3 separate regions of the Homo sapiens genome follow, and regions 2 and 3 are each linked to region 1. The links are chromatin loops, found by intact Hi-C in ENCODE. Cell type or tissue: heart right ventricle. All regions are shown on one strand.

Region 1 (8,000 bases):
ACTGAGGCTTAGAGACAGGGAGTGGCTTGGCTAGGTCACATGGTCCAGAAGTGAAAGCTGGGGTTCTAACGGCCTGGTCACCCTCTGTGGGACACTCTTGGCACCTACCTCACAGTGAGTCAGGCCTGGAGGCCAGGCATCCAATCAGCCCAGCACCCCAGCAACGGCCCGTTCCTCTCCCTGAAGGAGTCTTTGGTCTCTATCCCAGCTGTATCTAAGGTCTATCACAGACCCTGAACGAGTTTCCTCCCCCTTCTAGGTGCCATTTCCTCACACGCTGAGCTACTTCAGAGAAAGCCACAAAAACCCTACGTCAACTCCCTAGAACATAAGGGACCATAAACTATCATAACTGCTACCAACACCACTACCATCACCTGTAATAATGTAATAGCAACATCTCACTGCTGCCTGGGGTGACTTGGGCCAAAGCTCCGGAGAGACCAGGGATTCGAGAGGGCGCTGGTACTGGCTCCTGAATGAGAGGCAGCCTTCAACATCCTCTCCCCGTATAAACTGTGCAAGCCTAATGGAGTTTTCAAAAAACATTCAGGAACACATTTACCTTTCCACATCTTATTTCTTTCTTTCTTTTTTTTTTTTTTGCGGGGGAGGAGGGGTGCAGAGAGAGAGAGAAGAAACAAAAAACTTTCCATCTAATCCCCCAAGTCATCCTGCAGCCTGAATAATTTCGGGTTTTTAATCAATAGCTGTCAGACTTGTCAAATTACTTTGGGGACCGCAAAGCAGTTTTTAAACATTCATAAACCTCAGCAGAACAGCGAAGTGCCCTGAATTTTAAAAGAAGAGCATCTAGGCCGGGCGCGGTGGCTCACGCCTGTAATCCCAGCACTTTGGGAGGCCGAGGCAGGTGGATCATGAGGTCAGGAGATCGAGACCATCCTGGCTAACACGGTGAAACCCCATCTCTACCAAAAATACAAAAAATTAGCTGGGCGTGATGGCGGGCGCCTGTAGTCCCAGCTACTCGGGAGGCTGAGGCAGGAGAATGGTGTGAACCTGAGAGGTGGAGCTTGCAGTGAGCCAAGATAGTGCCACTGCACTCCAGCCTGGGCGACAGAGCGAGACTCTGTCTCAGGGGAAAAAAAAAAAAAAAAAGCATCTAAGGAACACTCATTGACGAGGGTGAGTGGTGGGCAAATCAGAAGTGAGCTGTGGGCTAGCTGCCCCTGCCCCTCTTGCTTCTGAGCAGGGACAACCCTGCAGCCCTCCCTGGCCTGTAGGAAAAACTATCAGGCTTAGCCTGGCTGCTCAGAAAGTTTAGGGAGAGTGACAGTCCCCCTACCCCCAGCCCCAGGAAAAGAGCCCAACCTCCCTGCACAGCACCTGGGGCTCCAACCCCAGCCACAACTGCAGCAACTCTGAAGCTCCCAAGCTCTAGAGCCCACCACAAACATGCTAGCCCACTGCCCTCCCCCATCTCTCCACTCAGCACCACTCCTGAGAATGTTTCAAGGCCCTGACCCATGCGTTCCCTCTCCTTGAGCTCAGTCTGTGCCTGGCTCCTCCTCACATGTGAACACACCCATGCATCATGGCCTGAGTGGGACTGGTTTCTAACTGGTCCCTGCACCCCACCCGGGACCATAAATACCTCCAACAGCCACCTCAGGGCCCTGGGGATGCGAGACCCAAGTGGGAAATGATAATGAAACAAAAGAATAAATTAGCTGAAAAGCGAGTATTTCCATTCTCCAGGAAGTGCTTCCCCTCTGGCTTATCTAATTCCTCCCAGCTCTCCACATCCAGGAAGCCCTCCTTAGCTCATGCTGGGCCCCCCCTAGAATGCGGGGGCAGAGGCAGCATCTTCTTCCATCTCATCTCCTCCACCCAAGACCTGGGCGCCATGCCACGTTACTTCCTGGGACCAGGTGGGCCATTCATGTTGGGGTGATCTAGGGATGGCCTCCTTCCCTCATCCTTGAGGGCCAGGTTTCCTGCCTCAACCAAGGACCAGCCATTTGTCCGCAGAGCCCCAGCTCCTGGCACTATGCTGGTTGAAGGTGGTAAGCAGGCATGGTTCCTTAAAAACACACACACAAAACTCTGTGACTTTGGTCAAATTAATTAACCTGTGTGCCTCAGTTTTCTCATCTGGAAAACAGGGACACCACCACCTTTGGCTGTAGGGCTCAACTGACCTGCAGCGAGCTCTCCATACACAGCCTCAGTAACCAGCCCTGGCTGCCCCCATTACCATCCAGGCTGGGCTGAGACTGCCTTCCCGGGGCATTCTGTCCCTTCCCGCACGCCCTTCCTGCCAGCACTTCTCTGGATGCTCCTGGCTTCTTCCTGGGCCCAGGACATTTCCAAGATCTGTCTCTCACTCTGCCCAGCAGATCCTTCCTGACTCTCCCCCCACAGCTGAGCTCTCAAAAAGCCCCTCTGCCAACTGACCCCAGACCACCTCACCTGCTCTACCCCCTTACCTCAAGAGCAGGCTCCAGAGTACAGGCCGTTTTAAGCAGGAATCTGAAAGACCCCCATTTAAGAAGAGATGGACAAATCTACGAACAAATGCTGGCACCCTAGACTCCAGCCCCAGTGGTCACTCCAGCTCAGCTATCTCTTCAATTCCAGCCACCATTTGGGACAGAGGCTCCCTCCTTGTTGGCAGCTTGAGCTCAGAGAGACAGAAGAGGTGAAGATGTGAAGGGAAGGAGCACTGGGCCAAAGGAGTGTGGACCTCGGATGGGCCTCTCCTGCACCTCAGCATCCTACCCCGTCAAGTGGGTTGCCCTTGCCTCCTGGCACAATTTGCTGAAGATGTATCATGCTAAGGCACCCCACCCCCCACCCCCGCCCCGCCCCAATCCTGGGCAGAGTTGATCCAGCCACCAGCACAGCCACTGAGCGCCTCCACTATGTCTGCAGGAGCATGTGGGGCTATGGGCCTAGGGATGTCAGCTGCCCATTCCTCCCAAAGCCTGAGGTCTGGAAGTCTGCGTGGGGCACCAGAGCAGCTGCTTCTCAGGCTGTAACTAGCAGGAGACAACCAGGAGTGTTCAGCAGCAGCAAGACAGCAGGAAAGTGGCTCTCAGTAAGCCACAGGGTTCCAGGCCACTGGCACGGGCAGAAACTCAGACACCATGTCAAAGAAAACCAGGAGTGTGGCTGCTGAGTTCCTCCTGCTGCCAGTGACCATGCACCAAAGCCACCTGTGGCTCTCAAGTACCTGCTCACCCACCACACCACAGTGAGCCCACATACCTGGGAAGGGCACGTAGGGCTGTCTCTGCACCTCTGACCCTCACACAGCTAACTGCAGCAAAGAATGAGGCTCTGACACCTCCAGGGGCTTCCCAAGGCCAGTGTGTCAGACTTCACCGTCTGCCCTTTTCCCCCACATTCCACACTGGCTGACTCCAGGCTAAGCTAGCCCTGTCATCTGCCACCTGGCCCACAGGATTCCAACTGAGAAAGCAACATACTTAAAATCCAGCTTCCCAAGCTACGTTTCCAGGTCCCAACCCAGCCATGCCAGCCCTGCTTGGCCCTATCTGGCTCATCATGCTAAACTGCACGCCTCTGCTCAAGGGGTTGCACTCCAGCAGCCTATCCGTCTACGCCTGGCTCAAAGGCCACCACCTCCACAAAGCCTCCCCCAGAACTGACAACTCCCTCCAGGGTTTGCGCCTATGCACACGCCCTCTGCTCTGAAGCAGAGGCTCAGAGAGGTCAAACAGCTTGCCTGAGGTCACGATTCACAGGCACAAGGGTGGAACAGGACACCTGGCACTTCGGCTCTAACTTCAAACTCTCTTCACTGCCCGTCAATGCCTCAGGTTTTCACCAAACCTACAAAAATCCTATGACCAAATGCACCAACTTTTAAGTAACTACAGGAAGCCTGGGTCACCAGAAATGTACTGAGCCCTGCCTTTGTCACCTCCTGGGTGGCTGTCTGTAAAACAGTGAGGACACCTACTGGCAGGCAGTCTCATCCGCCCCCAGCCGTGGCAATGAAGGCGGTTAGGACCAACCTGCACTGAGACTTGGCTGTAACAAGCCCAATCCTTCCTCTGACTTTTTTTCAGAAATGGGTACTTGCCCAGTAAAGACGCTACCACACCAAAGTGATCTGGCTTCTGACAACTGTTTCAAATATTCAAGCAGAGCCAAAACACGCTCCTGGCCCAGACACAGTCTTCCCAGTCTCCCACCCGCCTCCACCCCACCCAGTGGGCCTGGGCCCCATGGACTAGGGAGTGGAAGCAGGAAGGGAGAAGAAAAAACAAAGTTCTGCTGAGGAGCTGGGGCAGAGATACCATGGCCCCCAAACCCCAGTGCAGCCCCACCCAGCCAGCCAAAGGTTCGGCCACTCAGAGCAAAGGCCAAGCTCCTCAGCTCAGAAAACTTGTCAGCAGTCCCTGGCATTTCCCAGTTCTCAACGGAGCACACCACAGGGGACACCGCGCCTGGGGGACAGAGCAACTCACACTGGGCTTCCTCTTATTTTAAAAACTAAAAACAGCAACAGTGCTCTTCTTGGTGTCCCGCTTTTTCACAGGTCCCTCCTAACCGTTTCTACATTCTGGGCCGGCAGTGGATGTCTGCGTAGAGGGGCAGGGTGCTCCGGAGTCCCTCCTGGGACCAGCTCCTGTGACAGTCACTCACTGAGGGTGTCTGCTGCCGCCCAGCTCATTCAGGTCTCCCTGGGCTCTGGGGCTGCCTCCCTCCTGGCTTTCCCAGCCTCTCTTATTCTAAGCTCCGCTCAGGCCACTCACCATCCCTCAGCATAGCCACCAGGCTCGGGAAGCCGAGTGGCCGGGCGAGCCTTCCTGCTGTCCGCTGCTCCTGGCTGGCCCCGGCCAGCCTAGCCCCGCCCTGATCCCAGACATGCCACTCCAGCCCTGTCCGCTGGGACTAATCATGGCTAGTTCAACAAAGGCTATGTTCCAACTCTCTGTAATGTGCTTTTAAAGGGCCAGTGTCCTACTTGGGCCTGCTGGGGTCTTAAAGGTACAGGTCCCTTTTTCCTATACAGGAAACAGGAAAGAAAAAAAAAACAAAAAACGAAACTCCAAAATTCATGATCAGGTTAGAGGCCCTCGGCTTCTGAGGAAGATTTTAGACACAATGAACAATAGTAAAAATTCAAAGTCCACGAAGGTCCCAAAGAGCTCAAAAACAAAACAAGGAAGCTAAATCTCAGGAATAAGAGATGAGATAGCAGCCCTCTTTGGGCACTATGTGCTGGGCACAGCACTGGGTACTTTGTGGCCCAGTCTCATTTGTTCCTCACCACTCCACAGACAGGCATTACCATTGCCCCATCTTTCAGATGAGGAAGCTGAGGGTGCAAGGGCTCCCCAGCTCGCCAGGACTTCATGCAAGTCAGCTGCAAAGCTGGGCCACACCCCGTGAGGTCCATCCCAGCCAGAGTATTCCTCCCACCTGCTCCCTCCACGAGGCCCTGACTGCTCCATCCCACCTGGACCACAGGCCCCAACTGCTCCACATCCTCCAGTGTCTCTTCTTCATGATGAAGAAAGAAGGGGGCAAGATGAGGAGTCTCACCTGTCACAGGTGCCCCACCACCAGGCTTTCAGTTTGAGCCTCAGAACCCTGTGGGGTCGGGTCTATCTTTTCCTTCATCTTCCAGATGAGAAGACTGGAAATCATGGCTTCTGACACAACACGAAAGAAGAGGAACACTAGGGGAAGGTGAAAGCAGAGAAAAGCGGGCAGTCAGAGGGAGGATGCGGGGAAGAAAAGGCAGGTGCAGGGAACCAAGGCAGATGGGGGCAACCGTCCTTCCAAGCCCAGGACTCAGGCAAGCTGGCCGAGGCCCTTCCACTGTCCACAAGAGTGGAGCTTCTCCTGGGGCAAGGGTGGGCAGGGCCTGCCTAGTTACTGGAATAGGAGTGGGATGGGGAGAGGAAGGGAAGAGAGACTGGACTGTCTGCGTCTCAGCACCTGGTCTACGGCACCCTCAGAGAAGCGTGGGCCATTCTGGCACCTGGAGTGGCTGGGCCCACAGTAGGTGCTGTGTGGCTATCTTCTTTTTTTGAGATGGAGTTTCACACTTGTTGCCCAGGCTGGAGTGCAACGGCGCAATCTCAGCTCACTACAACCTCTGCCTCCCGGGTTCAAGTGATTGTCTTGCCTCAGCCTCCCGAGTAGCTAGGATTACAGGCATGGGCCACCACACCTGGCTAATTTTGTATTTTTTTAGTAGAGACGGGGTTTCACCATGTTGGTCAGGCTGGTTTCAAATTCCTGACCTCAGGTGATCCACCCACCTTGGCCTCCCAAAGTGCTGGGATTATAGGCATGAGCCACCGTGCCCTGCCCAGTGTGGCTATCTTTGGTCAGAAAAGCCAAGGCCAGGAGGCGTCTTCAGGTCCAACTCCACAGGGGCTGAGTCATTCAAGGATTTAGCACCCTCACTCTGTTTCTGTGATGCCTGGAAGCCAAATAAGTTTCAGAATGTGTAGCCTGATGGTAAAGAAAATGAGCTCTGAAGCCAGGCTATGTTCAAACCCGGACTCTGCCACTTGTAACCTGTGTGGTCTTGGACAGGTTAAGTCACCTCCCTAGGCCTCTCTGTTTCCTCCTCAAAAATGGACATAATATTATTTACCTCATAGGATTGCCGAGAGGATACAGAACAAAGCCTTGCTGAGAGTGAGCGCGTAACAAAAGCCTGCTTTCAGCTGGGGTGAAGGAAGCTGCCCCAGGATAGCTGGAGGCACAAACAGGAAACTAGCCTCTTGGGTAGTGACTGTGGCCAAGTCATTTCTTTCTCTCAGCCTGTTTCTTTCTATAAAAGGACCCTCAGTGATTTCCAGGCAGGATCACCCCTCTGCCACCTTCCAGATGCCTGCTCCGTCCCATAAGGAGACAAGGACAGAAGGTGAGAAACACTGAGAAAGGCTGGGCTGTGGCCCAAATCCTTTGAGGCCTGAAAACAACCTGTCTCGGCTACCCAAGCCCAGACTAAGCAAGTCTGCTGGGTGAGTAGGAGGGGCAGAGCAGGAGGGAAGCGAGAGCCTAAAGCCACACAGGCTGTCAGGAGGCAGCATAAGTGGCTTTGCCTCTCCGGGAGGGGCCCTGCCTCCAGACCTCTCTGGGTTTGTCTTCCATGCTCACGTGTGGTCATGGCATGTGATCCGGCTGAGCTCACCTTACCTATGGGGAGTTCTGCATCAGCCATAGGGCCACCCTACACGCCTGTTGCAGAAACAGCCTCCCCAAAAGCTACAGGCTTTGCCGCAAGCATCCCCAAGGTTTGACAAGGTTCAAGGCTTGCCTCATCCTATCTTCCTGGAGCCGAATGCATCTGGTGCGCATGTGGGGAGAGGAGGGGGTGTCGAGCATCAGAGGAAACAGGTGGGTGGGAGGCAGAAGGAATGCCTTGGAGCCCTGGCAGAACATCTGGCCACTATTCTTGAGAGGTAGTAGGAGACCTGGGTGCCTTAACCTCCACCCTTACTACCTCACCCCCAGGATTAGTCAGTAAGAAGAGGCCCAATTTGGGGGTTTTGCAGGCCCAGGCTCCAATTCTGGTCGTGTCATTTAGCAACTGTGGAACCCTGGACAAATCCTTTTACTTTCCTGAGTCTCAGTTTCCTCATGTATAAAATGAGGTAATACACTATCCCCTGCAGATAACAGATGTAAAAACACTGGTTAACCAGGAAAAGCATTTAACAAAGCAACTGGGAACCCCAAACTCAAATATCTGAGTGCCATTCATTCAACAGACACTGAAACCCACCAGGCGTCTAGCAGACATTATGTTATCTCCAGCTGTGTATGCCAACCCTGCACCCTCAAGCCGATGCATTCTGAACCCTCCCCAGAGCCAGCAAAAAGTCTTGGGGCAGGGTTGTTGGGGGTGAGGGTTAGAGCTCCTGGCCACCAAAATATTGTGTAAAACATCTCAAACTTCTCCAGAAGCCAAACACATAAAGGAGCCTTCCAGAGAAATACCCTTGGTGTAAAGGAAGTCTAGCTCTGCTCTGGGAAAGACA
Region 2 (8,000 bases), 100 kb after region 1:
TCAAACAATTCTCCTGCCTCAGCCTCTTGAGTAACTGGGATTACAGGCGTGTGTCACCACGCCTGGCTAATTTTTGTATTTTTAGTAGAGACGGGGTTTCGCCATGTTGGCCAGGCTGGTCTCGAACGCCTGACCTCAGGTGATCCACCTGCCTCAGCCTCCCCAAGTGCTGGGATTACAGGCATGAGCCACTGCGCCCAGCCTTTCTTTCCTTTCTTTTCTTTCTTTCCTTCTTTCTCTTTCCTTCCTTCCCTCCTTTCTCCTTCCTTCCTTGTTTCCTTCCTCTTCCCCTTCCCCTTCCTCTTCCTCTTCTTCCTCTTCTTCCTCCTCCTCTTCTTCTTCTTTTTTAGACAAGGTCTCGCTCTGTTGCCCAGGCTGAAATGCAGTGGTGGGATTATAGCTCACTGCGACCTCGAATGCCTGGGCTCATGTGACCCTCCTGCCTCAGCCTCCCGAGCAGCTAGGACTACAGGCGTGTGTGCCACCATGCCTGGCTAATTTTTTAACTTTTTGGTAGAGACACAGTCTTGCCATGATGCTCAGACTGGTCTCGAACTCCTGGCCTTAAGTGATTCTCCCACCTTATTGTCCCAAAGCACTGGGATTATAGGTTTGAGCCACCATGCCTAGCCTTGGCTATTTCTTTTCTCACTAATTTGTGGATTGGTTGAGAGGACAGTCCAGAGCTGATCAGTACAGCTCCCAGCCCAGAGCAGGCTCTTAGCAACAGTGGGAGAGATGATGGCAACATTCGAAAAAAGTGGCTGAGCCTATCTGACCTGGAGTCAGCACTGAGAGAATTTGGAGAAGAGAGAAGTCCTGGAAGACTGCCTGGAGGAGGAGACACTGGCATGGAGCTAGACGGCTGAGTAGGAGTTGACTGCATAGCGAGCAGAAAAGTATATTCTTGGAGGGAGAGACAGCATGAGAAAAGCCCCAGAGGTGGAAATGAACAAAGCATGTACTGGAGACAGTGGGTAGGATGGTGAGGCTGGAGCAGAGGATACAGTGAGGACTGGGGAGCAGGCTATGTGAGGGGTGAGATCAGGGAGAATAGACAGGGAGATAGAACCAAGTTGGGGTGAGGCCCAGGCAGCTTCTCCAGAGGGGAAGAAGAGAAGTGGTAAGGGCAGAACTCTGGTGGGAGATCTGGGCTTGAGGCTTAGATTTGTCACTGTGTGGCTGTGCAACCTTGAATAAGTCACGGTGCCTCTCTGATCCTCCCTCTGCAAAAAATGAAAGAAGGGGATGGCTCCATATGGCAGGCTTACAGGTGTGGGGCTGGACTGGATGCCATTAACTACATTGGGAGCATTCAGAAACAGATTCCAGGGCCCCACTCCCAGCATCCCTGAATCCAGATTTTGATGGGTAGGGCCAAGGAATCTATATTCTTAAAAGAGCTTTCTAGTGGCTTTCTTGAGGAGCCACTGGCTAAGATAGTTCTGGACTCAGCTTGATAACTTTTCAATCTCTGAATGTGCCAAACGTGGTCCCACCTCAGGGCGTTTGCATCTCCAGTTCCTGCTGCCTCATTCCCACAAACCCCAGATCTTCAGATGGACAGCTCCTTCCTGTCATTCAGGCCTCAGCTCAAATATCACACCCTCAGAGACCTTCCCTGGACCCCTTATCTCAAGTGCCTTTGCCCCAATCTCTCCATGATATCCCATTGCCCTGTTTTATTTTCTTCCACATAGCGCTTCCTGAAACTATCTAATCTGTGTATTCAGATGTTCATTAATTTGTTTCCCCAGACTTTAATGAGGACAGGAACCTTGTGAGTCCAGTTCACAGCCATATGCCCAGTGCATAGAATAGCACTCAATAAATGTGTGATGAACGAGGTGCATGAAGGGAGCTGGGCTCAAAGCCCCTGTTCTTTTTTTTTTTTTTTTTTTTAATAGAAAAGAAGCTGTGGTTCCAGCACTTTGGAAGGCCAAGAGAGGAAGATCACTTGAGCCCAGGAGTTTGAGACCAGCCCTGGCAACACAGTGAGACCCTGTCTCTACAAAAAAAAAAAAAAAAAGAAAAAAAAGCCAGGTGTGGTGGCTCACGCCTGTAATTGCAGCACTTTGGGAGGCTGAGGTGGGTGGATCACCTGAGATCAGGAGTTTGAGACCAGCCTGGCCAGCAATGGTGAAATCCCATCTGGAAGCCGACACACGAGAATTGCTTGAGCCCGGGAGGCAGAGGTTGCAGTGAGCTGAGATTGCACGACTGCACTCCAGCCTGGGCGACAGAGTGAGACTCAGTCTCAATAATAATAATTAGCCAGGCATGGTGGTGTGTGCCTGTAGTCCCAGCTACTTGGGAGGATGAGGTGAGAGGATTGCTTGAGCCAGGGAGGTTGAGGCTACAGTGAGCTATGATCGTGTCACTCTACTCCAGCCTGGGCAACAGAGGAAGACCCTGTCAAAAAAAAAGAAAGTGAGAAAGAAAGAAAGAAAGAAAGAAAGAAAGAAAGAAAGAAAGAAAGAAAGAAAGAGAGAGAGAGAGAGAGAGAGAGAGAGAGAGAGAGAAAGGAAAGAAAGAAAGAAAGAAAGAGAGAGAGAGAAAGAAAGAAAGGAAAGAAAGAGAGAAAGAAAGAAAGAAAGAAAGAAAGAAAGAAAGAAAGAAAGAAAGGGAAAGAAATGGACAGAAAGAAAGAAAGAAAAGAAAGAAAGAAAAAGAAAGAAAGAAAAGAAAGAAAGAGGAAGGAAGAAGGAAAGAAGGAAGGTAGGCAGGCAGGCAGGCAGGCAGGCAGGCAGGCTGGCTGTGGGACCAGGAACAAGTGACCTACCTCTTGAGGCCTGGTGTGACACATGGATGGCAGGCTGGAAAGTTTATTTTTGAGTGGCAGCTGAGGATGGTCAGCAGGCCAGGGTGCAAATCCTGACCGTGAAGGAACTGGCACAGAGATTGCACTCGGTGAATGAATGAATGGATGAATAAATGCCTTCACTTTGCTGTGTGCCTTTGAACAAGGCTCCTCTGGCTCACAGCCCCAGCCTCCCCTCCTACAAAATGGGGTTGGCCTGGGTGGGTGTTCAAGGCCATTGGGTATTGACACTCAGAGCCTCTGTGTCCAATCTGGAACATAAATGGGAGCCATAGCTGGTGTTAGAGGAGAGGCAAGCACTGCCAGAGCCACGGTTCTCACATTTACTGGCCTTTCCTGAGGATCCCACCTAGCCCATAGCTAGCATCCTAAGACCAGGTAGGTGGGAATTAAATGGAGCTTCTGCCATCCTCATTCCTCAAATCCCCTTGGGAGTGAGAACAATCCCAGCTCTGCCCCCATCCTGGGAAGAGCATTTTGTCTGGAAATTCTACCAGGAAAACAAGGAAGGGTTGGGCCCCTATAATTTCTGCACCTGCTCAAACAGGAAGTAGCAGAAAGTTTGGGGCCAAGAAAAACAAGTTCAAGGTCATCCTGGATATCAGCATCCCCCATAGCCAAGGAGTCACCCCATCCCAGGAGGAGCTCTCTTGGCAATTAATGATTAACAGACAGATGGGGTATAAAGAGGGGATGGCCCAGGACCCACCCTTTAGCCTGTCACCAAAGGCTTAAGAGGAAGAAAAATTCACCTAGTCTTGTCTAGCATACCTTTGGTGACAGGGAGCTCACTACCAAACCAGCCCCCCATTGCCCTGAGAAAGTATGAAAGTGAAGCTGCCTTCCCACAACTGGGAACTGCAGAAGGCCTCAAGAGATCTAGTGGTCAGCCCACTCTCAAGTCAGAGGTCCAGAGGCTCAGGACTGGCCCCACCCCACGCCGTAGGCCTGCCCACAGGTTCCCAGCAGCAGAGGAAGCTGTAGCAGGCAAAGTAAGGAAGGGCCAGTTGGAGAGTTGGGGCTGGAGTTTAGCCTGTAGCCCAGCCCCTAGTCCCTCCTGACTCTGATGCTGAACTTGGGGAGGGGCTGACCTCTGATTGATCCTCATTTAAAAGCCCAGAGGACATGGTGTGGGGGGAGGTGGGGAGGCCTGAAGTCACCCCAATCCCACTGACAGTCCTAGGGAGGCAGCTTGGGCAACAGATGCCCTCTCCTCTTCCCCTGCAGCCTCTGTCCCGGGAAGCTGTAAGGAAGTTTCACAATGTTCTGGGCCTGCTTTCTCTGATGTCGCATTTCTTGTGTCCTCCTGGTGCTCTCTCTCTCATTGTCGCCCCCCTGACACAGGCTCCCATGCACACACAGGCCCGTCTTCCCACCCAGGCCCACACCTACCTCTCCGGAACAGTGAGCTCTTTCTAGATCCGCACTACCCAGCCCAGGCCCACACAGCAGCGGGGAGCCCTCAGCAGGTGCTGATCTGCGCTGCCCCCTGCTGGGCTATGGAGCCCTAGGATAAAGTACCCCTTGCCCCAGGCATCACCCAGGACTCCCAGGGCTCCTGGGGCGATGCACAGGAAGGACCCCTGAGTGGCATGGCATAGGATTCCAGTCTCCTAAGCAACTTGGGCCAGCCGACCCCATGCCCTCTGGGCCCCTGTTCCCCTGATGCAAGGAAGGGGATGCCCAGAACTTCAGATCTTGGACTTCGAGACATTCCAGTCCCCTGGGATGTGGGTTAAAGTGCAGACACTTGGGCCCACCGGGCAGAGTCTAAGTTAGCCAGTCTGGGGAACAGCCCAGGAGTCTGCATTTTTCATCAGCGGGCAGTGGTCCCACAGGTGATTCCAAAGCAGGTCATCCGTGGGCCGCACTGAGCCTCACTCGCCCACCTGTTGCTCTCTCTCAGGCTTTGAGACCACAGCCCCCAATAAAGACCTGAATCTGCTTTGTCCAAACTGCAGCCTGTTCCTTTTTTTCAGCACCCCATGTGCTGCAGGCAGGGAGGGGTTATAAACCTCATGGTACAGATGGGCAAACTGAGGCCCAAAATGGAGAACACCCAGTTTGAACAGTGCCTGACCCACAGTGAGGCCCCCAGCTTCCACCTCCCTCCGCAGGCTCCCCATGTGGTCTGGATTCTGGGGCCCAGCAGGTCATCTAGGGCCAGGCAGCAGCCGTGACTGGCATTCTTTGTTCTGGTCCCTATGCCCTCTGACCTCAGCAGGTCCTGGGCTGATTAAAATATCCCCTTACAGCTCTGATAGGCATGGTATCCCCTTACAGGGCAGAGAGGGACACGGTCCCATCTGAGGCAATACAGCCAGCTTGCCGCTGTGCTCTGACCACCCTCGGGAGCTGCACACTGCTAGCACAGGGAGATTAGAGGACTTTGGCCTAGAGGGTTTGCAGAGACCTGCTAGAAGAAAGCAAAGCTCAGAGAGGGCAGAGTTGCCCAAGGCCACTCAGTGCATACTTAATCCCAATTCAGTGCTTCCCCTTTGTCAGGCAGTGTCAATTCAGCAAGTCCTTCTAATGACCAAAAGCAGTGAATCCTGTTACTCTCCCATTTTACAGGCACAAGAGTTGATTAGTGGCAGAGACAGGATTCAATCCCACACAGCCTTGACTCTAGTCCTAGCCTAGGATAGTGGTCAGTGGATATGGCCCCAGCCCTACTCCTATCTTCCCTCTTACCACACCCTACTCCTATCCCTTCCCCAACCACCCTGGCCCCCAGCCCTTCACTGCTTCTTTCCTTTGTGTCTTTGCTCCCATGATTCCCACCTCCTAGGATACAGGACATGGGGCTGGCTTTGTAGACTTGGAGCCTGCTCTGTGAAATGGGCTCTTCAGAGCTCCAAATTCCAGCTTGAGGCTGTCCACCTCATCACCTTCATTGACATCTCCCAGAACCAGGGCATCGCCATCTCTACCTTTGGGGACCTCCATCCCCCCGAACTGTCCCCCCAAATCCTCCGCTGCCTCCTCAGTGTGGTTCTCCATAAAACAGCCAGAGTGAAATCTGAAACACAGCCCCTGCCCTAGCTGCCCTGGCCCTGCTGGCCTTTGGCCACTCTTTCTGGCTCACCTTCCCTGCCACAGCTCTCTTGAGCCACCTGGCTGACTCGCATTCACTCTTCCTTTCCAGAAAAACCACCACTCCCCTCTCTCAATTCACCGCCTCCTCCACAGCCCTCCTGCAACACTCTCTCTGAGCTCCCTGCGCCTTTCCTCCAGGGAGCCCACTGCTTTGTGCAGTGCCATACAGGCGTCTCTCGGTATCCCAGGGGTATTGGATCCAGGATACCAAAATCCAATCAGATACCAAAATCCAAGCACGCTCAAGTCCCTGACATTAAAATATAGCATATGCATACCCTCCTGTATACTTTAAATCATCTCTAGAATACTTATAGCTAATACAATGTAAATGCTATGGAGATAGTTGTATTGTTTAGGTAATGATGACAAGAAAAAGTCTGTACATGTTCAGTACAGATGCAATTTTTTTCTATCTTCAATCCTTGGTTGGTTGAATCCACAGATGCAGAACCCATAGATTCGGAGGGCCGACTGCATATTTTTTGATGATTCATCTCACATCTGTCTCTCCTGGCACACTGCTCTCCCTGAGGTCATAACCCAGTGCCCAGCTTGGCATTGTCACACAGCAGCTGCCAATGGGGGGAGGGGGGTGTCACCATTGAGTACATAGGAAGTGTGCACATCAGAGCCCCTCGGACCCCTGGGCCTCGTGCATCATGAACCTGCCAGGCTCACAGCAAAACAGGGCCAAATGCCTTCCGCCCCCACCCCAAACAAGTCACTGCTCAGGACTTCTTAATTTTCCTCCCCACAGGTTGCAGGGCTTCTCATTCTGTGATTTATAGCCCATCATATAAATTCCCCCATTATCTTTCACATGCAGCGCTCGGCCTCTCTGCCATTTAATAATACATTTGACTGGCTGGGCCTCTCCCGGGAGAAATCTAAAGCTTGGCTGCAATTCGGGGGCAGGCAACGCGGAATTCCAAGGGGTCATTTCAGACCCAAACCTTCAGCAGGTCTGAGCCTCCTACTCAGGGGCTAACTGGGCAGGGTCCCAATCCCTCTCCCCTCCCTTCCTCCAACAGAGAGACCATTGGCTGAGACGTCTCAATGTCCACTGGAGCTCTAGTGGCCAGTTTTACAGCAGGGGAGACCCTGCTTCTTCCCCCACCAGACTCAGTGGTTTCAAGGCTCCACAGCCATGATCTCAATCTACCTTTCCAATTCCCCGAGCAAGGCAGGAACCCATCGGAACCGTTTCACGGACGAAGTGGCTTCTCTGAAATATAGGGAGGTTGCCCCAGCCCTGCCCACTCCACGGGTGCTTGCTAGGCTCAGCCAGCAGAGAGTTCAAGGGTATCCTCTGTGCCAGGCACTGCACCCAGTGCTTGACTTGAATTGTCTCATTGCATCCTCACAAAAGCCTTCAGAGGGAAAAGGTGCTATTATGCCCATTTTGCAGATGGGGAAATCAAGCCTCAGAGACACTAAATTTCCCTAGGCTCCTCCAGGAAGCAAATAGCAGCTCCCTGGGGGAAAGTCTTACTGGAATGAAGGATGAGAAGGGGCTGGAGGCTACAGAGAACTCATGGCTTCATGCAGAGCCCTGCATTACAAAACAAAGTGTCCAGAAGGAAAAGAGAGCTCAAGGCTTTAGGATCTGACAGTCCAGGGGATAAATCCTACCCCTGGGGGTTCTCAGCTCTGTGACCTAGGGCAAGTTCCCTAACCTCTCTGGGCCCAAACTCCCCACTCTGTAGAATCTGAATACTATCCTCCCAGAACTGTCACAAGACTTGAATGAGACTGCACTCAGGAAGCTGCCTGGTAAACTGCCCAGTCCTGCACCGTGTCATTTTGGCTTGTTAGAACGGAGGAATCAAGACGTGGTGTAAAGACATGCAAAGACTCCTCCAGGCTGACATGGGACTGGCGGTTCAGAACAATGTGGGGATCTGGGCAGAAGACAGGGCTCCTCCTCAGCCCCATGCACCCACAGGCCAAGCTGCTTACCTCACTCTCGTACCAGCCACCTCCTGCCCAGACTTGGGAGAAACCAGACGGCCCTCCTGCTCCCGAGAGCACAGATCCCAGCGTTGCTCAGCTGGGGAGAGCAGCGAGAACTGGGCGT
Region 3 (8,000 bases), 120 kb before region 1:
AACCCTTCTCTCTCTCTGTTCCACTTTGGTTTAAATTTTGCTTCATTATGAATTAATAATATTAATGCCATATGTTAAATCGAACCAAGTGCCCTTCTCAGGAGCACTTTGAAAAAGACATATTCACTGGCGAGATATACACTCCTCTCAGCGCTCCCACGCAAATGGCAGAAGTTGAACTTGCTTTTCATCTGTTCTACCCACTCTCTCTCTCCAAGCTCCTTGAAGAGAACTAGAGGGAAGAAAATAATAAACACTCCAATTGAATTTATTTCCAGTGTCCATCTCTCATAATGTGCTGCATAGATCAGCAGTTTTCGGAGTGAATTATGCTAATGCCAGTCTGGCCATATTCTATTTTTCTTTTTCACCAAGAAATAAGAAATAATGAACTGTTCTTCTCTCGTCTAGACTTAACTCTCTCTAACCAGCTTTTCATGTCACTTCCTCAGGAGGCACATAATAGTAGTGCATATTACCATGAATTAAGTGCCTCTTTTCTTCTTTCTTTTTTAACATTTTATTTTATAATAATTGCTGGGGTGTGAAGCCACCTTTTTCCCCGAGAAATAGACATTATCTGATTGATTCTTCAGCTTGACAGCTTTCTTGGAGGGAGATGCATTTTTGTCATTCTCCTTCCATTGGATTACTGATTTGGGGGGCATCTATGTAATTCACGAAGGAAAATTTTTACAAATGTGTCCCACATCAGAATTGGACATCAGTTTGCGTATGCTGCATTTTTCGTGATGGCAGCCCAGAAATTAAGCAGTTTGCCAAAACCAGGTTTATTTCTAGGAAATGCAGCATCTTCTCTGTATCGTGAGCATTTGCTTCATGTGAGGTTCTCCCACTGGGTGGCTTCTGATCCTGGGCCTCCTTTTGAATGAGGGGAAGGTTTTTCTTCCTTTCCCCTTTCCCCTTCCACTCCCTTTTATCATAAGGAGGTATTAACATGCTTCGTAATGGGTAGCTGCGGGGGGCTTTATTCTCTGAGAGGCAACGTGGTGTGTTAGAATGTTCTAGAATAGGAGCGTAAGGGGCCTTGCTTCCCCCTCTGTCATTAACTCCTCAGTGACTTTGATAATCTCCCCTGCTTCTGTGACAATCCCTTTCCAGCAATATTGCATGCCTTGGATGTCAATGGCCTTTCGAAGTCATACATTTTAAACTGGAGTTGTCTTCTTGCCCCCTTAGATGTTTAGGTAGTGTGGTTTTTAAAAAATAAATATTGATCATTTGTTAGCTTTCACATTATAGAATCCTCTCCAGAAGAAAAAAAAAGCTTCTTTTCTGCACAGAGAAGGATGAACACAAAAGAAATTCTATAAATAGGATTTTATGGAGTGGAAAAAGTTGGTTCCTAAATTTCCCATGAGATGTCAGTAGTTGTTAAGAGGAAATGAGAATGATCATTTCAAATATTTCTATACTTGGACTCCTAATGAACTTAAATGATTTGTGATTCTCTCCCATCCTATGTGCCCAAATTCCTTTGATTCTGGAAAACAAAAACAAAAACAAAAACAGACTATTTCTTCAAACTGGTTCTACATCAGAGAGGAAGGATGGGAACTGCCATTTGCCACTTCCCCATGTGTGCCAGGCACTGAGCTAGTCCTTAAAAGATCCTTGTACGGTGAGCAGCCTTTTTCTTACTGTGCAAATCGAAATTTCCTAATGTAGACGCAGAGAGCTTCCATGACCTGCACAAGGTTACGCAGCAAAACCAAGGTTCAAACTCATGTGCATTTGACTCCAAAGCTCATCTTTTCCATGTACATTTCTAACCTATCCTTTCCTAGAAACTTTTCTGGCTTCTCATGGTACTCTATTTCCTGGACTTTTCTTCCACTGAAGAATTTATCCTTCCACTCATTAGTCATTTGAAGAGCTGCATCCCCAGGCATAAGGGAAAACTGTTCTCAATGATTAAGAGCCACATTTTTACCCCAGACTCTAAGATCACGTATAGTCTCTGAGAACGGTATCCAAGGCCCATTCAGCAATTCATTGCTGTCCAAGCCCAGAATACTGCCTACACAGAGAGGACACAAATAAATTCTCATTCAGTGGATAGATGGATGAAAAATTCATTCCAAAGTCTTGATATCTTGACTGTTGGAGTCATTCATTTCCTGTTTGAGTTTATTGAGAATGTTTGGTAACCACAGGGCAAATCCAAGCACCCTGGTTGCTTAGCCCCAGCCCCATATCCCAAAGCTTGCCACAGGAGTGCTTTAGAGGCTCCAACCCTTCTGGTCCCTGGCCTGAGACCTGGTTTCTTGATTCCTGAATCCCTCCTGCAGCCCTGGACTGGGCCATCTCCCCACAGCTCCCAAGCCCACTACTCTATCTTCCAAGGATGGACTAGATGTGAATTCCGGCTGTGTGACGTTGGGCAAGTCACGTCCCATCTCTTGAGCCTCAGCATACGCTTCATTGAAATGGGATCAGGAATACCACCCTCAAGGAATGGTTAAAATCCAGAGAGCTGATGAGCAAGAAAAGCCCTAGCATACAGATAGTGCCCAAGAAATGCCTACAGAATCAAGATTCTTTTAAGGCATTTGCATTTCCTGCCTACCGCAGCCAGCATGGATCCCTCCTCTGTCCCAGTAGCAGATGCTGCAATCAACTATATTTGCAGGCATCACTAGGGAGGAAGAGTTACCTTGGAAAGGGAATAAACGGAGAATTTCTTTGGTAAATTACGGCTCCTGCTAAAGGTTTGACACTTCTATTTTCTACCTGTCAGAAAAAAAATGACTATATACCAGTGGTCAGTTTGGTTTCCCTTTTAATACTCTATTAACCCACAGAGCAAGCTAGGCAGCGCTCCTGACTTGTGGAAGAGCAGGTAGCCCAGAGGACACTGATATGATAATTAAAGGACACTGTGGCTGTTCCTAATGAAGCTTTGTAAATTAGCAATGCAGGCTGTTCGAATACCCTGGGAGAGACTGGACCATCCTCCCCCACAGAACCCAGTAGATAGCCGTCTTGGTGACAAGTGACGTGAAAACCTCCGCGTCCATTGACATGTGGTTACTGGGGCTCAATAACCGTGTGCTGATGTGCTTTGAAGTCTGCCACCGCGACTCGTGATTGAAATACGGAGCAGGAGCCCAGGAGGAAGCAGGATGTGCATTGATGGCCTGGGAAATACAGGCGGGAAGAAAGAAAGGGAGGAGGGAGGAAGGGGGCAAGAAAGTGTGCTGGCATACAAGGAGCACCAGGCTCGTCTGGGCACCATGCGGGGCACATGCCCAGCCACTGTCATTAGGGGTGCGCTTGGGTTTGGAGAGGGGCCTCTGATGCCCAAACCCTGCTTGCCAATCAACCCCTCCCCTGTCCGGTCCCTAACAGAGCTATTCACACAAGGGATAATGGCAAATGGGAAATCAAAGAGCCACTTCACCATTAGCTGAGGCAGTGGATGTGGATTCGTTTGAAAAGTTGAAAGCGGCATTGAATGTAGTTCAGCCAACCTGACAGCTGGCCCAGAGGCCTAGCTTTCAGGATTCCCTGGACAAATCTAGCCTGCCTTGGGACAGGCCTCCCAGCACGATCCTGTCCAGGACAGGGGTGCACCTGGACAAGCCAAGGGCTGCTTCCAGTCTGAAGAGAGAGCCCAAGCCCTGTACACAGATATTCCAACTGGTGTACTCCATTTCTCCAGAACGGGCAGGGTCACTCACTGAAAGGTTGGGCTCCAGGCAGCCTCTGGGGTGAGATGGCTCTAGATCTAGAGGAAGAAAAGGGAAAAGGGGGAGAGAGTTGGGGAAGGGAACTCACAATTGCTGTGGGCCTACCAGGTGACAGGCACCATGCTGGGTTCTTGGCATGTACTCACAACCATGTGGGCAGGTATTATCATCTTCATTTTAGAGCCCAAGAAATAAAAGCACAGAAGGTTTAAGTAAATTCCCCACAGTCACACAGCTAGAAAAGATTCCAGTCAGGATTTAAATCCTAATCTGTCTGATGCCTAAATCATGCTCTTTTTGGCATACCAGACTGCCCTCCCCTCCACATTTCCAGACCAAAAAAAAAAAAAGCTGGGGAGGGGTAGGAGGATTCTAAACACCCCTGCTGTGGCATGGACAGGGAGCACCAATGCTGACATCAGACTGAAAACCTGGTTACTGTGGCCTCCCTGCACCTAAACAAGTGGAGCATCCAAAGCTCAGAGGCCCGTCCCCCACAATCCTCCTGTCAATTCCAGGTGACTCCCCTAAAGTCAGGAACAAGGAACCTCCCCAGCAATTCTGTGTCAGCCCACACAGAGCAGCAAGGACCCAGCCTGTGCTGTTCTGCTTTATAAATCTGGGGCTTAGTGTGGCTGATTCAGGGCTTATGTAGAATCTTCAGGTGACAGATTGAGATGGGTAAAGTACAGAAGCCTTGAGCCCTTGTCCATAGATTTGTCCTCAGGGACTCATCTGGTGAGCATTTCCAGTGGGAAATTGCTTCTGGACAGTAGTGATGGCTTCAGCCTGTACTGTTGACATGCTGTCATCCTTGGGTCATCTGAGCATGACACCGTCAGCTGCCTGGACACTCCAGGAGAGGGCAGTGCCGAGGGCCTAGCTTCCCCTCCTCCTTCTGGAGACTAAGAGATAGGAAGATGAGGACACGTTGCTGGTGGTATTTCTTGACATGTGGAGTTTGTTCTCTTTTAGAGCAAGCAGGGACCCACATTGCTGTGCAAGGTCAGGCTGACACACAATGACTATAATAAAGACCACCTGTTTTATAGATGAGGACACCGAGACTCAGAAAGGTGAAATGTTTTAACCAGGGCCATGCAGCTTCCAAGTGGCAGAGCCAGGCTACAACTCAAGACTTGCTCTCCTGGCCAGGCACAGTGGCTCACGCCTGTAATCCCAGCACTTGGGGAGGCCGAGGCGGGCGGATCACCTGAGATCAGGAGTTCAAGACCAGCCTGGCCAACATGGTGAAACTCCGTCTCTACTAAAAATATAAAAATTAGCTGGGTACCTGTAATCCCAGCTACTCAGGGGACAGACGTAGGGAGAACTGCTTGAACCCAGGAGGCAGAGGTTGCAGTGAGCCGAGATTACAATACTGCACTCCAGCCTGGATGACAGAGCAAGACTCTGTATCCAAAAAAAAAAAAAAAAACACTTGCCTTGCTTTTCTAAAGTTCTTGCTCTTTCCAGCCTGTTAGACCCATAACTAACCAAATGGCTGAACTTACAGGAACCTGAGGATCTAACCTCACTTACATCACTGCCTTCTCTACCATGGCTCCATGCCAGTCACCCTGCGGTAGTTCCAGCTGTGGTAAGGGAGGACATTCCAGACCCAGAACACAATCCAAACAAAAACAATGTCAGTCGGTTCAGGCTGCTAGAACAAAAATGCCACAGCCTCAGTGGCTTAAACAACAAACATTTACTTCTCATGGTTCTGGAGGCTGGGAAGACCAAGATCAAGGTGCTGGTAGATCTGATGTCTGGTGAGGACCCAATTCCTGGTTTGCAGACGGCTGCCTTCTTCTATGTTCACATGGTGGAGAGTAGAGAGGAGGCAGGCTCTCTAGTGTCTCTTCCTAGAAGAGCACTATTCCCATTCCCAAGGGCTCCACCCTCACGACCTAATCACCTGTCAGAGGCCCCACCTCCTAACACCATCACATTGGAGGGATAGGATTTCAACCTATGGATTTGGGGAGGACAAACATTCAGTCCCTAACAGGAGTGGAGGAGAGATAGACAGGACAGGTTTCAGGCTGGCAGTGACATGTCACTTCCCATTGTTGGCAGGAGCTGCAAACTCAGCAGCAGCAGCCTGTCCATGGCTGCCGTGGACATCCTCTACATTGACATCACACGGAGGTGGAACTCCATGACCCTGGACCAGCGGGACTCAGGTATTTGACAAATGCCTCTGCCATGGCCTGTGGGGGTCCTGACAGGCATGGGTGGTATATTTTCTGTTCCTTCTTGTCAAGGGTTCAGATGGGGGAAGAAGATGATGCCATCAGATCTAGACATAATCCCAGGGATTGAGCTGAATTTAAATGCTGGAGCACTGTCTGCTACCGAATTCTCATACCACCGTTAGCATTCCTTGCCTTTGCTTAAGGCTCAGATTCCATCCATACTGGGAACACTCAGTTATTCATTCATTTGTTCACCCCTCACACACATTTCCTGAGCAGATGCTGGGCCCAGCCTTGGGTGGGCTGGAGGGTATAGTGCTTGGTTCTCGTCCTGAAAGAATTCACTGTAGCATTGGGAGGCAGATGAGAAAATGATGCTAGGTAGTAGGATGCCTGGCTCGGAGGGAGAGAAGCTCAGAGAAGCTATCCGGGAACTCAGCGGAGGAGCTCCTCATCCAGGGAGGGCCAAGGAAGACTTCAGGAGAAGGGTGTACGGGATCAGCTGGTGAACAGGGCTGGGACAGACACTCTGGCAGGGCTATTGCCTGGCCGTGGCCTGGACACAGGTGAGGCTGTTGAGCTTAGACCATACCAAGTAGCCCAGATGGGCTGGAGCAAAAAGGGATGTGAGAAGGGGTAGAGATGGGGTTATGGGAGCTGTCAAAGCCTTGAATGCCACACAAGAAAATTTGATCTTGATCCTCTAGGTTCTGTGGTGAAGGGTTCTGTGAGAAGAACCCACCTTTAGGTGGATGAGTTTCCTATCTTTTTTCTCACAGAGGGTGTTTCTCTCTCTCTCTTTTGTTTTTTGTTTGTCTTTGAGACGGAGTCTCACTCTGTTGCCCAGGCTGGAGTGGTTGCAGTGGCACGATCTCAGCTCACTGCAACCTCTGCCTCCCAGGTTCAAGCAGTTATCCTGCCTCAGCCTCCCAAGTATCTGGGATTACAGGTGCAAGCCACCATGCCCGGCTAATTTTGTATTTTTTTTTTTTTTTCAGTAGAGACAGGGTTTCATCATGTTGGCCAGGCTGGTCTTGAACTCCTGAGCTCAAGTGATCCGCCTGTCTTGACTTCCCAAAGTGCTGAGATTACAGGCGTGAGCCACTGCGCCCAGCCCAGAGGGTGTTTTTCTAAAAAAATTATAATAACCATAACTGATATTTGTACAGCTCATCACAAAACTTCAAGGTCCTTTCATGCATATTTCCTCATTAAATGTCCCGGTAAACCAGTGCAGTAGGCATTATGAGTCTCATTTCACAGACGAGTAAACTGCAGCTCAGGTGACACAGATCACACAGGAACTGTGAGCCCGCAGCACCCTGGCACCCACGCCACGCCCTCTTCTGGCTGCCTCCCTCCAAAAGGGACGCACAGAAGGGAGGCACCGGGTCGTGAGGAGTGGGGCAGCTTGCTCCTGTGAGTCTGTGGAGAGGACATGAAGTCAGGTTGGGAGATCCAGATTAGAATTGATTATGCCATTTCCTGCCCATGTCAGCTTGAAAAGTCATTCCACCTCCTTATCTCCAGTTCCTCATCTGTAAAATGGCGCCAACAATCCCTGCTCTCCAGGGTGGCTCTGAGGTCTTTGGAGTCCTCGCTGATGGTGCGAGGCAGTTTATCTTATTAGTGGACACCCCTTGGGGAGAATCCTGGGGGCAGTCTGCCTGGCAGCTGTTGCACCCCTAGCCAATCCTGCCCTACACCCATGTGGGCCAGAAACTTCCCAACTACAGAGATGCAGCCGGTCCTTCCTGCAGGGCACTGGCGCTCAGACATCATTTGCTGTTTGGCTTTGTGTTTAGTAGTGATGCTCCTGGCTGCCAGTTCTTGGCCAATTCTTATATGCCAAGCACTCTGCAGGCACTTTACATGTGCAGCACCGGCTAGAATTCTCCTAGAGGTAGATATGATTATCTCCATTGTGCAGAGGAGGAAACTGAGGCCTAGAGAGGCATGGCTGGTGGATAAGGTTCAAACACCAATCCACCCGAGCCCGTTCCAGGTTGCCTTCTCCTACTCACTGGTCCTAGAGTGAGATGACCACCGAGCTCCCTGCAGCTCCCCTTTCTTTAAGTCAAAAGCA

What was found. Peaks named below come from ENCODE experiments on the same cell type or tissue, not always from the same donor. Only the 100,000 strongest peaks of a DNase experiment are listed, where the experiment ranks them.
Region 2: it touches region 1 in a loop (2.5-fold over the local background); 5 of 110 quality-filtered maps call a loop at or near these places.
Region 3: a loop joins it to region 1, with 13 times the contacts of the local background. A loop is called at or near these places in 18 of 110 quality-filtered maps.

Annotation. Positions count from the first base shown.
Region 1 is chr9:121,740,463-121,748,462 of GRCh38, reverse strand. The region is part of intron 3 of DAB2IP (DAB2 interacting protein); the gene reads right to left. Among named protein-coding and RNA genes, the nearest start is that of DAB2IP, 93 kb to the right of the region's middle. RefSeq lists an enhancer at 5,102-5,801. In heart right ventricle, a CTCF peak has its summit at 3,943; DNase peaks (open chromatin) are centred at 3,962, 4,384 and 4,812; H3K4me3 peaks cover 2,336 bases; H3K27ac peaks cover 8,000 bases.
Region 2 is chr9:121,636,518-121,644,517 of GRCh38, reverse strand. It overlaps a transcript of DAB2IP not described here. Among named protein-coding and RNA genes, the nearest start is that of DAB2IP, 11 kb to the left of the region's middle. In heart right ventricle, CTCF peaks have their summits at 4,109 and 4,312 (motif pointing left); a DNase peak (open chromatin) is centred at 4,278; H3K27ac peaks cover 4,165 bases.
Region 3 is chr9:121,858,239-121,866,238 of GRCh38, reverse strand. TTLL11 (tubulin tyrosine ligase like 11) reads left to right here. Exons shown (of 9, transcript NM_001139442.2): 8 at 5,796-5,902. Among named protein-coding and RNA genes, the nearest start is that of DAB2IP, 210 kb to the right of the region's middle. In heart right ventricle, a CTCF peak has its summit at 4,571 (motif pointing right); DNase peaks (open chromatin) are centred at 3,018, 4,578, 4,868 and 5,308.